2 separate regions of the Homo sapiens genome follow, and region 2 is linked to region 1. A link is a contact called in ENCODE Hi-C or POLR2A ChIA-PET data. All regions are on one chromosome and are shown on one strand. The core of a region is the stretch at or near the end of the contact, and the rest is flanking DNA. Distances in the headings are between cores, read along the strand shown. Region 1 holds the start of LRP4-AS1 (LRP4 antisense RNA 1). Region 2 overlaps ATG13 (autophagy related 13).

Region 1 (7,369 bases), core at 2,448-4,947:
ATCTGTCTTCATTGGCCATCCTTTCACTCTCTCCAATCCCCCAATCTGCAGTCTCATTCACTCTATCAATGTGATTCCCAAATCTATATCATTGATTCTGCATCTATTCTTCCAGCTTCCATCGTGTATTTTCTAGGCCTACTCAGATGATTCCATTAGAATGCCTTATTGGTACCTAAAAGTGAACAGGTTGCAATTTAAATGCCTCACCTTCCCCTTGAGACTGGCTTCTCCTGACTTCCTACTTCCATTGGGCAATCAAATCCTGGAATTCTCTTTGACTCACCTCCCTAAATGGGACCCACCCTTGCCTTTGCACCTAATCTAGTCAGTTGCCAAATCTTTCATTCTTTCTTGAATCTGCTCTCATCCTCTCCACTGCTAACACCTCATATCATACTCCTAGCTGGGTTCCCAACTCTAAACCATTTTAGACAATCAAGCTAATTAATTTTCCTAAAGTACAACTCTGATTTTGCCACCCTCTTGCTCAGGTACCTTTAATAGCCCCCCCATTATCTACTTAATAAAGTACCAATTCCATACCCTGGGATTCAAGATCCTTTAGGAATCATTCCTGGCCGGGCACAGTGGCTCACATGTGTAATCCCAGCATTTTGGGAGGCTGAGGCGGGCGGATGGCCTGAGCTCAGGAGTTTGCGACCAGCCTGGGCAACAAGGTGAAACCCCATCTCTGCTAAAATACAAAAAAATCAGCCAGGTATGGCGGCTTGTGCCTGTAGTCCCAACTACTTGGGAGGCTGAGGCAGGAGAATTGCTTGAACCCAGGAGGTGGAGGTGGCAGTGAGCTGAGATCACGCCACTGCACTCCAGCCTGGGCGACAGGTGAGACTCCGTCTCAAAAAAAAAAGAAAAAGAATTGTTCTTAACCTTCTGTGTCAATCTTGTGTTCCACTACTTCCCAACAAAATTTCAGTCCTAAAATCAACCCCACATGTTCAGTCCCATACATACGATGCACTTTGCTGTTTCTGCGCCCTGACTCACACTTTCCCCACTACTCTCTGCTCCTTCTATGAAAGAAAAAAGAAACACACCACGTTAACAGTAAAAATTCATTTCCCTCCCAAGTCCCACTCCTATTAAGTTTCTTATAATTCCAGGAATGTTCTAACCATTTTCAGGCATGCCCTCAAACACACATACGTTTATAACCATATATAATAAAATCATTCCACAAGTTCTGCAACTTGCCTTTTTTTCAATTAATAAAATTTGTGCATGTTTCTGTTCCAGCACATAGATTAACCGCATTCTTTTTAACAGTTTCATAGTGTTCTATTGAATGGATATGTCATAATTTATGTAAAAGGTTCCCTGTTGATGAACATGTAATTTCCAGATTTTTTATTTTTTTTAGAGACAGCGTCTCACTCTGTCACGCAGGCTGGAGTACAGTGGCGTGATCATAGCTCACTGCAGCCTTGACCTCCCACACTCCAGCAATCCTCCACCTCAGCCTCCCAAAGCACTGGGATTACAGGCATGAGCCACCATGCCTGGCCTCCAGATTTATTTTTTTATTTTATTTTATTTTTATCTTAAGCAGTGCTGGCTGGGCACAGTGGCTCACAGCTATAATCCCAACAGTTTGGGAGGCCGAGGCGGGTGGATCACTTGAGGTCAGGAGTTCAAGACCAGCCTGGCCAACAGGTGAAACCCCGTCTCTACCAAAAATACAAAAAATTAGCTGGGCTTGGTGGCACATGCCTGTAATCCCAGCCACTTGGGAGGCTGAGATAGGAGAATCGCTTGATCCTGGGAGGTGGAGGTTGCAGTGAGCTGAGATGGTGCCATCGCACTCCAGCCTGGGCGAGAGAGCGAGACTTCATCTCAAAAGAAAAAAAAAGAAAAAAAAAAAAGGGCCGGGCACAGTGGCTCACGCCTGTAATCTCGGCACTTTGGGAGGCTGAGGCAGGTGGATGACCTGAAGTCAGGAGTTTGAAACCAGCTTGACCAACATGGTGAAACCCCATCTCTGTTAAAAATACAATAAAAAATAATTAGCCGGGCGTGGTGGCAGGTGCCTGTAATCCCAGCTACTTGGGAGCCTGAGGCAGGAGAATTGCTTGAACCCGGGAGATGGAGGTTGCAGTGAGCCAAGATCACGCCATTGCACTACAGCCCGGGTGACATGAGAGAGACTCTGTCAGAAAAAAAAAAAAAAAAAGCCGGGTGCAGTGGCTCACGCCTGTAATCCCAGCACTTTGGGAGGCCCAGGCGGGAGGATCACGAGGTCAGCAGATCAAGACCAGCCTGGCTAACACAGTGCAACTCCGTCTCTACTAAAACTACAAAAAATTAGCCAGGTGTGATGGCACGTGCCTGTAGTCCCAGCTACTCAGGAGGCTGAGGCAGGAGAATCGCTTGAACACGGGAGGCGGAGGTTGCAGTGAGCTGAGATTGCGCCACTGCACTCCAGCCTGGGCGACAGAGCGAGACTGTCTCAAAAAAAAAAAAAAAAAAAGCAGTATTGCAGTAAACATCCTTGTACATTTTTCTTTGCATACTTGCACAGATCTGTACGATAAATTCCTCATAGTGGATTACTGGGCCAGAACTAGATTATGTACATTTTAGTAACTGTCAAATTGTCCTCCTAAAGGTTTGTACCAATTATACTCTTACCAATATTGACTTTGAGTGTCCATTTTTCCAAATCTCTTTATATTTTTAAAAACAGAGATGGGGTCTTGATAGCAAGACCCAGGTTGGTCTTGAACTCCTGGCCTCAAGCAATCCTCCTGCCTCGGCCTCCCAAAGCGCTAGGATTACAGGCATAAGCCATTGCACCCAGCCTGTTTTTCCAAATCTTGACCAACCAAAGGCTGTTGAACTTTTTCATCTCTGCCAACTTGACAATGAAAAAACATGTAATTGTTTCATTTACTTTTATCCATCCTCTCTCCATCTTTTAGCCTGTTGGGAATCTACACATTCTTTAAATCCTAGGTTAAAAATTCATCTTCCTCACAGATCCTCCCCCATCAAATTTCTCCTGTCTCTAAGCATTTATAGCTTTTCATTTATACAGTTATTACACTGCTTTGAATTTTAGTGACTAGTCTGTATGTTATATTCCTCCAACCACTGTAGATTACAAATTCCTTGGAAGTAAGGACCTGAACTCATTCACAGAAACACTGAATGTAGAGCTAAGCTAAAATTCTGGAGATCATGTTAACCAAGCCTCTCGTTTTTATAAGGGAATATTAAGCATTTGCAGGATGCGTTACAGTTCACAAAGGCTTTTCTCAGACATTCTATTAGTTATATTAACTCCTCCATTAAATTGTAAGGGAAACATCGTTATCCCATTTTACAGATAAGGAAACAACTCCAGAAGATTTACTGAGAAAAGTGATTTACTCAGAACAGTTCCAAGGTCAGAATCCAGCATCCTGGCTTCATTCGCTGTTACTTCCACGACATCTCAGCTGCCTCTGGTTTCCCTCACAGCACTTAGCTTCACAATCTCTAGGGAATGAAATGACCAAAAAAAATTGTCGGGTGTTGACAGCAGCCTGAACATCTGTAATTAAATAAAGCAAACATGCTGACGACCAAGGATGCCCGGGTCTACACACATTCTTTCGCCTTTCTTTCTGGAGTCGGCAGACTTGCCCCCGGCAGCGACCAGCGTCCCCACCCGTGCAGGCGGCGTCTGGTCCAGAGGGAAACACGGCTGCGCGCGGCCCCTTTAAGGCTGCGGGCGGCGCGTGCCCACAGGCCTTTCAAATGGACCAATAAAAGTCCGATGGGCGGTCCGTCGAGGACCAATAAAGAACGAGGACACTGCGGGGTGTGCGGCGGCCCAAGCGGTTTCAAACGGCTTAGAGCAGGCCGCTTGGTTCTGACCCAGCTGAGGTGAGTGGTCGGTGGGCCTGCCCCACCCGCGAGGCCCTCGAGTGCAGGCATCGCGCGCGCAGAGGAGCCCCTGAATCCTGGGCGGCTGGAGGTCTCCAGACGCGCGCCCCACTTGCCCCACGAACCCGGCAGGTCTGAGGCGGCGAAGCGAGCCGGAGGCCGGGGGACCTGCGGCGGGCAGGGCCGGGGGCGTGGGCGCTCGTGTGCGGCGGAGGCCGGGGTTGGGCTCCAGGTGGCCAGAGCGCGCCGCAGCGTGGCGCGGGTGGCAGCGTCCGCGGGGCGCGGGCGGTGCAGGGCCGCGCCTGGCGGCAGCGATTTACCAAGACTAGGGCGGGGGCCCCGAGAGCCGGCCCTGCTAGAGTGCCTCTCGCGTAATTGTCAAGTGAATGAATAAGTAAGCGCCTACGAGGGCTGTGGTGGTTGCGAAGGGCCTTGTCGCCCTGGAGCAAGGACAGCGGCACCGGGGCCTGGCCGCACACCTGTGTCCCTGCTGGCTTGCTGCGATGTGAACGATTCCGATCATCCACCACCCCGCCCTTAACGACTGGCTTTCTCTCTCTCAACGTGTCGGGAGCGTTCTGGTGTCCTTCCAGCCCTGGAGGTGTTGGGGAACCAATACAATAGCCAGCAGTGTGGGTTGGGCCTTGCTACTTTAAGGTCGGGCTCGGTGAACTAGATTCTTACTTTTGAGCTCTCCCCTCTACTTGTAATCGTGGTAATTGTTGAGCAGGATTGAAATGCATTCCGTTGTGTTTCTTGGATAGAAAATGATGAAAGGGTTGTTGCCAGAGTGGCTAGTGTGTGTTAGAAAATATATTCGTGTTGATGAATCTTAACAATGAGTTTTTTATTCAGCATCAATAGAGGTTGAAGTGGTTTTTGCAGAACTTGCCCCAAATTTATGCGTGGCTCTAATTTAATTCTCATGGGACCAAGGCATCAAATCTTGGCCCAGAAATGCTGCCTGTCTTATGCATAATTATAGTAATTGAAAACTCATTTTTAGAAAGGTGAGCTCCTCCTTCCTCCATTTTCATCACCCTGAAAAGTCCTTCTTTTGACCTAAAGAGCCAATAAATTAAGCTAAGAATCTTTTGAAACTTTAAGAAATTGTAGAAGACTTTGACTTCTCTGAAGTGACTGGACAAACTGTAATGCTTTTACCAAATTTAATGATATAGATAAAGGTGAAATCAATTTATTTTGCAACCATAAGTTAAATCTAGTTGGTAAACTCATGTAAAAAAATTTTTAAATAAGATTTTAGGCTGGGCGCGGTGGCTGACGCCTGTAATCCCAACACTTTGGGAGGCCGAGGCGGGCGGATCACGAGGTCAGGAGTTTGAGACCAGTCGGGCCAACATGGTGAAACCCCGTCTCTCTCTCTCTCTCTCTACTAAAAATACAAAAAATGGCTGGGCGTGATGGCGGGCGCCTGTAATCCTAGCTACTCGGGAGGCCGAGGCAAGAGAATCATTTGAACCCGGGAGACAGAGGTTGCAGTGAGCCAAGATCCCGCCATTGCACTCTAGCCTGGGTGACAGAGCGACCCTCTGTCTCAAAAAAAAGAAAAAAAATTTTTTAAAAGGCTGTTCACTGAGGCAATGGCAAGCAAAGGTATTCCGTAACAATTAACATGCCTTTTACTTTATTCTCCATTACTTTAAAGTCTTGATCAGTTTTGAATTATGTTTGAATTATGAACAGTGGGTGTGGTAATTCCATCGCAGTCTTCTACTACTGACAGTTCAGTTTTAGCAGCACCTGTTTTTTTGGTGTTTTTTGTTTGTTTGTTTGTTTGTTTTTTACCTTCACGGTTTATTGTAAAGGATGCTACAAAGCATACAGATGAAGAGAGGCGTAGGGCTTGTAGGTATGGGAGAAGGGTGTGGAGCTCTTATGCTCTCATATGAAGTGTGTTTGAATATACCAACTCTCCTGTAAACTTTTATCTTAATTCCATCAACACTCACTTTCTTTTCCTTTTTTTTTTTTTTTAAGACAGAGTCTTGCTCTTTCGCCCAGGCTAGAGTGCAGTGGTGCGATCTCAGCTGACTGCAACCTCTGCCTCCTGGGTTCAAGCGATTCTGCCACCTCAGCCTCCCAAGTAGCTGGGACTTCTTGTGTGCACCACAATGCCCAGCTAATTTTTTGTATTTTTAGTAGAGACAGGGTTTCACTATGTTGGCCAGGCTGGTCTCGAACTCCTGACCTCAAATGATCCACCCGCCTCAGCTTCCCAAAGTGTTGGGATTACAGGTGTGAGCCACCACACCTGGCTAACCCTCACTTTTCTAACTGTAGCTTCTATTAGGACTTTATCAACAGGTTTTGTTTTTGCAATACTAGGTAGGGGAAGTGTTCCCCAGCCAGACATAATATCCATTCCTAATAAAACACATTTACATATAGGAGACACAGCTTCCAACTTTCATAGTTCTGTCAACACTTACATCTTTGTGTTCTCTCAATTTTTTTTTTTTTTTTTTTTCAATCAGATCTCACTCTTTCGCCCTGGCTGGAGTGCAGTGCTGCTATTATGGGTCACTGCAGCCTCCACCTCCAGGGCTCAGGTGATCCTCCCATCTCAGCCTTCCGGTAGCTGGGACTACAGACGTGCATCACCATGCCTGGCAAATTTTTTTAGTTTTTGTAGCGATGGGGTTTTGCCTTGTTGCCCAGGCTGGTCTCGAACTCCTGGGCTCAAGGGATCCTTTTGTCTCGGCCTCCCAAAATGCTGGGATTACAGGCGTGAACCACTACGCCTGGCCTTCTCTTAATCTAACTGTAGCCCTGTTCGGGGCTTCACCAATGGCTCTTGGTACTACTGTACCTGGGGCTTCCATATGAAGGAGTCCCAGGAATTTCTTTTTGCCACTCCCTGACCATTTTACCTACTTATATACAGAAGGCTTGGGGTCCCCAGCAGGTGGTTGAGCCAAGAGACCCTTGCCCATTTGCCAGTCTTTATCTTGACTCATCTACCTATTGTTTCCACAATTTCAGATCAGATTTCTCATTGTAATCTGCCTCCTGACTTACAATTTCTCCAAACTGGGGTAAATATAGCAAACTTGTTTGGAACCCCTTAATGGTGGGAGACCAGCAGGGTCTCCCTTTGGCTCCCAGGCTAGTCTTGAACTCCTGGGCTCAAGTGATCATCCTGTCTTGGCCTCCCAAAGTGCTGGGATTATAGGCATGAGCCACCACACCCTGCTACCTTACTTCTTTTTTTTTTTTTTTTTTTTTTTTTGAGACGGAGTCTTGCTCTGTCACCCAGGCTGGAGTGCGGTGGCGCGATCTCGGCTCACTGCAAGCTCCGCCTCCCAGGTTCACGCCATTCTCCTGCCTCAGCCTCCCAAGTAGCTGGGACTACAGGCGCCCGCTACCAAGCCCGGCTAATTTTCTGTATTTTCAGTAGAGATGGGGTTTCACCTTGTTAGCCAGGATGGTCTCGATCTCCTGACCTCGTGATCCGCCC
Region 2 (7,369 bases), core at 2,986-5,485, 170 kb after region 1:
GGCTTTCGGGCCTAGGCGCCTCCCAGGGAAGACTGCTGGGGGTCTCCCCTCTAGCCTGCATCAGAGCGTCCTGAACCAGCCCAGCCTAGGGCCCCTATAACCCGGGCCTCCTTTCCTCATAGACATTGATGAAAGCCAGAGGGTGCCAGCGACACTGCAGGTCCTCCAGACGCTGCCCGAGGAGAACTACCAGGTGCTTCGTTTCCTGACTGCTTTCCTGGTGCAGGTGAGACCTTGGACTTGGCCTCTGGGGTGAAGGGAGGGGGAAGGAGGAGCTGCCGCCTCCTCTGCGCCCTGGTCATTGTTGCTGGGAGTGGGAGGCAGCATCTGTGGCTTCCTGCTGCAGTCCCTGATTCCCTCCACAGATTTCTGCACACAGTGACCAGAACAAGATGACCAACACTAACCTGGCTGTTGTTTTCGGCCCTAACCTGCTGTGGGCCAAGGATGCGGCCATCACCCTCAAGGCCATTAATCCCATCAACACCTTCACCAAGTTCCTTCTGGATCACCAAGGGGAGCTGTTCCCAAGCCCGGACCCCAGCGGGCTCTGAACCTGGCCCCTGCCCCACCAGCCCCTTCTCTGGTAGCCCGGGTTTGGACTCTTCCTCCTGGCATCAGGGGCCATGAAGCCCCCTGGAGAGAGATGTTGGAGCCACCCATCAGGCATGCTCTCCCCCACCTCTGTCCAGCCCGCCTCACGGCCCTGGCGGCCTCGCTGTTACCAGAAGACGTTTTTCTCTGCCTTACACTTCTCACTGCCTCTCTGGACACCGGGCTTTTGCTGGGCTCTCCAGAGCTGGGCTTGGCTCTTCCAGCTGGAGAAGGACTGAGCCCCAGTAACCCCTTTCCTGCTTTTTCCTGCCTCTGTTTCCCTAGCAAGTGTGGATGAATCAAATGACTGCCGGCTGGGCTGGTAGCAGGGGCCAGTCCTCCCCTCTTGATTGCTGGGAATGAGCAGCTGAGCTCTTTGGTGTGGACACCGCCCCAAGCTGAGGTGCCTCCCTATCTGGTAGGCTGCCCTGCTTTGCAGAAGCCCCACTGCATGAAGGCCTGAGTGCAAGCACCCTTGCTCCTGTACTGCCCCCAGCAGCGCAGTCTGGGGTATTTCCCCTGCTGAGGAGTGACAGGGCTGGAGACTGTGTCTGCTTTCTGCCTCCTCTTCCACACATCCTGGGTCAGCCTTTCCCAAGTGATACTGCCCCTGGGGTGTCCTAACCCCTTGGTTGTGCAGGGACTGGTAGCTTGGATGACATGGCTCAGAGTCCCAGCATCCACTTGAAACCTCCCTCTCCACCTCCCCGCCCCCGAGAGCTACAGCGTGTGATGGAATCAGTGACCGGCCAGGTTAGCCTCTCCCCTCTTGGCCTCCTTTCCCACACGGGCAGATCATCAGCCTTCATGTTCTTGTGGACCTGTCTGTTACGGAGTCACACTGGCCCCTGCCCCAGCCAGAGGTGACTCAGTGCCTCAGGATCTTATGGCTCCTTCCTCCAGCTGGGGGACTCTTAAAGGGGCTGGGGTAGAGACTAAGAGTGCCCGTAGGAGGGGCAGAGATTGTGCTGATAGGTCAGTCCAGATAGGTGGGTTCTAGCAATTTCCCCAGGGGATTAAGGGGCTCTAGGGCCACCTTTTTTTTTTTTTTTCTGAGATGGAGTCTCGCTCTGTCACCAGGCTGGAGTGCAGTGGCGCGATCTCGGCACACCTCCGCCTTCTGGGTTCAAGCAATTCTCCTGCCTCAGCCTCCTGAGTAGCTGGGACTATAGGTGCATGCCACCATGCCCAGCTAATTTTTGTATTTTTAGTAGAGACGGGGTTTCACCATGTTGGCCAGGATGGTCTCGATCTCCTGACCTCATGATCCACCCACCTCGGCCTCCCAAAGTGCTGGGATTCCAGGCGTGAGCCACTGCACCCGGCCAGCCCTGTTGTCTTTCAAAGAACCTCGGCCCCAGTGATGGCTGATCTCACTCCCACTGTCTCGTAGAATTACACTCCTTCCTGGGGATCCCTCTTCCTGCAGCCTTGTCCTTGGGGAGTACAGGGAAGTACCTGCAGTGACCCTGCCCCCATGACCTTGGCCAGGCAGGATGATTCCAGAGCCCGTACTGTGGGGATCCTCACTGACCAGCCCAGCCCCATCCGCAAGCCAGGCTGGGCCTGGGCATAACTTCGCTGGGCTCTCCCAAGACCATCAGCAGTGCATCCAGCCCCCTGGGGCCTGGGCTGCTGCTGGTTCTTCATCAGTCCCTTGGTCTCTAGCCTCGGCCAGGGCTGCTCTGCTCTCCGCCCTCCTTTGTGTATCAAGTGTCGCTCACAGCCCCATTCACTGGGGAGCCTTTCGGATCTATTTGGTCTTTCTCATGTCCCCCACTGGTCTGTACCCCAGGGAGCGGGTGCTTGTACTGTGTGAATCCAGTGTTCACATTCACACTTAATGACTTCCTTGGCACCAATCATGTATTTCACCGTTTGCACTTTTTGTATTTCAATAAAAATGTTGATGCAAAACTGCTCATCTGGATGTTGGGGAAATGAGTTGGGTGTGGAAGTTGGAAACTGGATGGGAAGTGTGGTGCGGTGGAGGAAGAGGAACAGATGGGGCCTCAGGAAGTCCCCTCCCCAGTCCGTCTGCCGCTTCCTCATCTTGTGCACTCGAGTGGTGATGAGGGCAGCTTCCTGACCAGCTTCTAGGCATGGAGGTGTCCACGGCCACCTTCCCGTTGTTTGTACCCCCAGCATTCCAGCAGGCCACCATGTGCTGCATCCTATGACCAGGGCCTCTCCTGTTTCCCAACTGGAAGGTACCGGAAGTTTGAAGGGATCTTAGATTTATCTAAGGCAAGCAGGGGGAAGAAAAGTGGTGTGGACTGTGATGGACAATGGTGTGGGATCTGGAGTCACACGAGAGTTTGAGTCCTCGTTCCCTCACGTGCCAGCTCTCACCGCTAACAGTCATCATCACTGGCTCACCACCCCTGTGGCTGCTGCTTCATCAGAAGACGGTTCCTTTGAGGATCAGAAATAATGCAGACACCCCAGGCACGTGGCTCACACCTGTAATCCCACCACTTTGGGAGGCAGAGACAGGAGGATTGCTTGAGCCCAGGAGTTCGAGACCAGCCTGGACATAGTTAGATCTCACATAGTAAGATCCTGTCTACCAAAAATAAAATAAAAAAAAATATTAGCCGAGCATGATGGCACATGCCTGTGGTTCCAGCTACTGAGGCGGCTGAGGTGGGAGGATTGCTTGAGCCCTGGAGGTCAAGGTTGCAGTGAGCCGTGACTGCACCACTGCACTCCAGCCTGGGTGACAGAACAAGACCCCACCTCAAAAAAAAAAAAAAAAAAATGTAGACCGTATCTAACACCGCGAGTGTGCAGTGGTCATGGGTGAATGGTGTGATAGCCCCAGCCTCATGCAACAGCAGCTGGGAGAGGGTCCCTCAGCCCGAGTCCTCCCTTCCTGCCCACCCCTCAGCCTGAGGCCAGGCCATTTCCACCTGCCAGGCCCACACGGAGGCTGTGACAGATCCAGTTCTCCTATCCTCTCTTAAGCAAGTTTTGCTTTGCTTTAAAAGTTAAGATGATTATTTACCGCATTTTTTTTTGACAGGTTTGTTGGTGAGAAGGTAGGCCAGAATTTCACCTCCCATAGTGGTCAGGTTCCAGGTGTCTGCTGCTTGCTTGCTAATGGCAATCAGGAGGCTATAGCGGCCCCAGTTGGGCCTGGTTTTTCTCCTCCTTGCTTGTCCGGGCTGGGGGAGCAGGGCCAGAGCTGCAGGATCAGGCTGTGGTTACAGATGGTGATTACAAACATTGGGCCTCAGCCCCAAGAAGCAAGTCCCATTCCACAATGGTGGCCTTCCTCCAGGCACTGGGGGCCTCCTCTCTCTCTGGATCTGCTCAGCTAGAGCTGAGTGGCTGGAATAGAGAGGCAGTGACCCAGGGAAACAGGAGCGAGGAAACTGTTTACTTGGGTTGGGCTCCTGGCAGGGCCTCTGCTGAGTGACTCAAATGCCAATTTACCAAGGCCTTAACAACGATGGCCTCCAGGGGTAGAGTGTAGGGAGATGCTTTAAAGAGGTAGGACACCATTGCTGGGCATGGGGCAACTGAAAACTTTGTTATTGGGGGTTCCTGATTGAAGGGGGAACACCAGAACAGCCTTTTCGTCACTTCTGACTCAGGTATTGGGCAACTGTCCTGGCTGGCCACATGATCAGTGTCACCTGGTTTACTAATAATCAGGAGCTCCTGGCTCCAGGAATAGGCTGGATTTGGACTTTTCTAACCAGCCCTTTTAATCCTGGGCCTAGCTTCAGCCTGAAGGCGGGTGGGGAAGCAACCCAGACAGCAGCTGTCCAGTTCTGTCAGTTCTCTTTTGCCTCTAGAACCATCCCTACCTCCGGGATGTTGTCTCCACCAATCAGCTCCCTCCCCTAACTATGGTCACAAACTAGGAGAATTAGGAGGCGGGGCTGGCCCTGGCCGGGTTGAGAGGCCTGCAGCCCCAGGCCCCAGGAGCCAGACAGGACGCATACCCCGGGGCTCTTCTACTCTTCCTGGCTGCTCAAGCACCGCCAGTCAGATCAAGGCAGCTAACAAACTTGCATGGACCTTTAACTTCCTGCTACTTCTCTTCTGCTTGCTCAGCCACAAATCCCCCAGATGGCTTGGGGAGCCCTGCACTCCCTGCCTTGCACTGTTGTTTTTCCCTCCAGGGTGAGTTGTTATGTAAGAGCAATAAAGAGCTGATAACGGTGGCCTGCATTTTATGGAGATTTTACTATGGGTGTATTTTAAATGCATTCTCCAACTGAATATTCAAATTCAAGCCCCTGATAGGGGACCAGGGAAAGAGAAATACTAAGAAGTTTCCTGACCCAGGAAACCCCAGGGTATACAGCCCCTAAGAGGCCACACCCGACTCAAAACAGGCTTGCCCAGACACTTGAGGTCTTTCTGCGCTTCACAACGCACCACTCTCCCCTTTCCCAGACCTGCACTGGGGCAGGGGTGGGGAAGGGGTTACGAGGTCTTCAGACAACCTACAGGACAGGAGGCTGTAAAGTACAGAAAAAAATTTATTGGAAATCCCTTGAATACATTTTGAAGTGTAGCTCGGTATTTCCAAACAAAGTAGGTTGGAGAGGTTGGAGGAGGAGGAGGGACTCTGACACCTGGAGACAAACAGCTGGTCCCAGCCTGTCCCGGGGGTGCTGCAGGAGTCAGTCTAGGGCTCATTCCTTTCATGGCAGGTCTGAGGGGCAAGGGCTGGCCTTAACAGTTGCTTTACTTCTCCCAAGCTCAGCTCAAAGTCATGGCTGAGACTCTTCACAGATGGAGCCCTGGTGAAAGGCTGCTGCCACCTGTAGATGCCAAAGATTGCTGCCTCAGACAATGGCTAGGCCTTTCCATGCAAGGCCTTGGAAAGAGAGCAGTAGCTGAAATATGGGGGCATCAATAACTTACCAGGGGCCTTCCCCCTTCTCAAAGCTGGGGCCTTGGGGATAAACCTGAGCCTGGGTTCAGCAAGCCACGCATGTGCTCTGGGCCAAAGTCAGGAGGGCCAGTTGGCTGCTACTGCTTCTGCTAACACTTCTTGGTGGCAGCAGCAGCACGCAGAGCTCTGGTCCCCGCCAGAGCCTGCTCCAATCCTCAGAAGTCAGCCTTGTATGTGGGAACAGTGTCACATGCAGTATACTAACAAGCAGCTGAGAACCACCTGCTCCACTGAAGCACAGCTGCTGCCAGTGAATGCCCCAGGTGGGCCAGGAGGAATGGAGTAGACCTAGATCTCCTTGACCAGGACTACCAGCGAGGCTGGGAAAGGACAGATCATAGGTGGGTGAGGCTAGGCACTTGACTTATTCAAGTAACAATACCTGAAGGGTTAAGTCAATCATACGCCCAGCTTTGATTTCTCAACCAGAAGCCAATCCAGCTGGTAAACCCCAGGGCAGTGTAGAGAACCTGGGATTAGAGGGAGATGGTAGCTAGGCCCAAGCAGGAGGAAAAGCTCCACAGGACAGCCCCAGGGATCAGGAACAAGTACCCAGGCAGTTGGGGGACACACACAACATCCCCTAACCACTACATGTGGCCATCACATTTAGCACCCAGGACTTCCTGGGCTGCCAGAATGGAGTCAGTCACTCTGCAGAAACTGTGGGAGATGTAAGGCTCTCACCAGGAATACGCAACTATCCAAGGTAAAGCCTTTAGTCAGTTCCAGTGCAGCCACACTGGGAGGTGACTTTGCCCCCGGCCAGCCCTCTTCTTGGATCTCGCTGTCTGTATGGTGGGAAGATCCTCAAAGCAGCAGCCCGGATTCTCAATAACCTCCGGAGGAGGAGGTCTCCGTCCCAGGAAGAGCCCTCCGCCTTCTCCAAGTGAAAAACAACTCACCTCAAACATATTTCCTCTATAAAATATCTGGTTTCTCTGAAAGTAATAAATATTTACCATGTTCTATAACCAAGGAGCAGCAACGGGGGGACAAGAGGAAGAGAACTTTGCTGTGACTCCAAGTGACAAAATCCTAGAGATTCAGGGTGCCATTTTTATTTCCCATGGAGCTGAGGACCTGAGCACAGGCAGCCACCAGGGCTGCTCAGACCCTCCCGACCTTCAGGGGTGGGAGTGGTTTTGGAGTTCTGATCTTGGGTAGGCAGGCCTGTCATATTGCCAGAAATACAGGCATAGAGGCAAGAGAGAGAAGAAGAGGAGAAGAAGATAGCAGGAAGTAAAGGGGACAATGAAGAGAGCTAAGGGACTCCTTCCTTCTTCCTCCTGGCACTGTCTCCTTCCTCTTTCTGCGACTCCACACCAATCTCTTGGCCACCAGCTGGAATGTCAAACAGTGGATGGTGACAGCAGGCAGGGAAGGGGCCAGCTGCAAGGCAGGCCCAGGCAGGAGGCCGGCAGCAGGAGGAACAGGATGACACCCTTGGGAAGCAGTTGGTGATGGGCAGGGCACACAGATGGCCCTGCTGAGGGCTTTTTCGTACGAAGGTTCTTCCCATCTCCAAGGCCAGCACGTGAGTCTTCTCCAACTGGGCACTGGGCTTGACTGCCGCCACGGAGTCTCCAGGAGGTCCAAGAGTAGGGACTTCTGGGTCCCCATGGGAGAAGCCAGCCTCCCTTCCACCTGGCTCAGAGCAGGATGAGGGGTGGGAGCAGCTGATGCATGGGAGGCTGCTTATGCCCTGGGGCCACAAAAAGGGGGTGCTGCTGGGACTCAAGGATACTTTTACTGCAGGGTTTCCACAAAGGCATCAAACTCGCGGACATTCTTCTCATGCACAGCCAGCTTCTCTGGTAATGAGTCCTGTACCGGAAAGAGAGGGAAGAGCCGTTTATT

The links. Hi-C counts contacts between places; a loop is a spot of excess contacts on that map. ChIA-PET counts read pairs that join two places held with the same protein, here RNA polymerase II (POLR2A). Pooled maps may share reads with other maps.
Region 2: a pooled map shows a loop between it and region 1 (4-fold over the local background). The contact joins the enhancer-like site here to the promoter of LRP4-AS1 in region 1. A Hi-C loop is called at or near these places in 4 of 50 pooled maps. POLR2A ChIA-PET finds 5 or more read pairs at or near these places in 3 of 52 experiments (PC-9, Panc1 and WTC11).

The regions. Positions count from the first base shown.
Region 1 is chr11:46,842,739-46,850,107 of GRCh38, reverse strand. It overlaps LRP4-AS1 (LRP4 antisense RNA 1), which reads right to left and starts at 3,697. Exons shown (of 3, transcript NR_038909.1): 1 at 3,609-3,697; 2 at 3,391-3,498. It overlaps CKAP5 (cytoskeleton associated protein 5), which reads left to right and starts at 3,828. Exons shown (of 44, transcript NM_001008938.4): 1 at 3,828-3,888. RefSeq lists enhancers at 3,434-3,553, 4,008-4,585, 5,644-6,549 and silencers at 3,764-3,843, 4,024-4,173.
Region 2 is chr11:46,672,222-46,679,590 of GRCh38, reverse strand. ATG13 (autophagy related 13) reads right to left here. Exons shown (of 19, transcript NM_001346311.2): 19 at 5,073-7,336. The coding sequence ends at 7,259. ARHGAP1 (Rho GTPase activating protein 1) reads left to right here. Exons shown (of 13, transcript NM_004308.5): 12 at 123-226; 13 at 366-2,511. The coding sequence ends at 554. Among named protein-coding and RNA genes, the nearest start is that of ARHGAP1, 25 kb to the left of the region's middle. Within about 2 kb of position 4,235, at least 32 of the 41 ENCODE cell types and tissues checked have a DNase peak (open chromatin) inside an H3K27ac peak, as active enhancers do.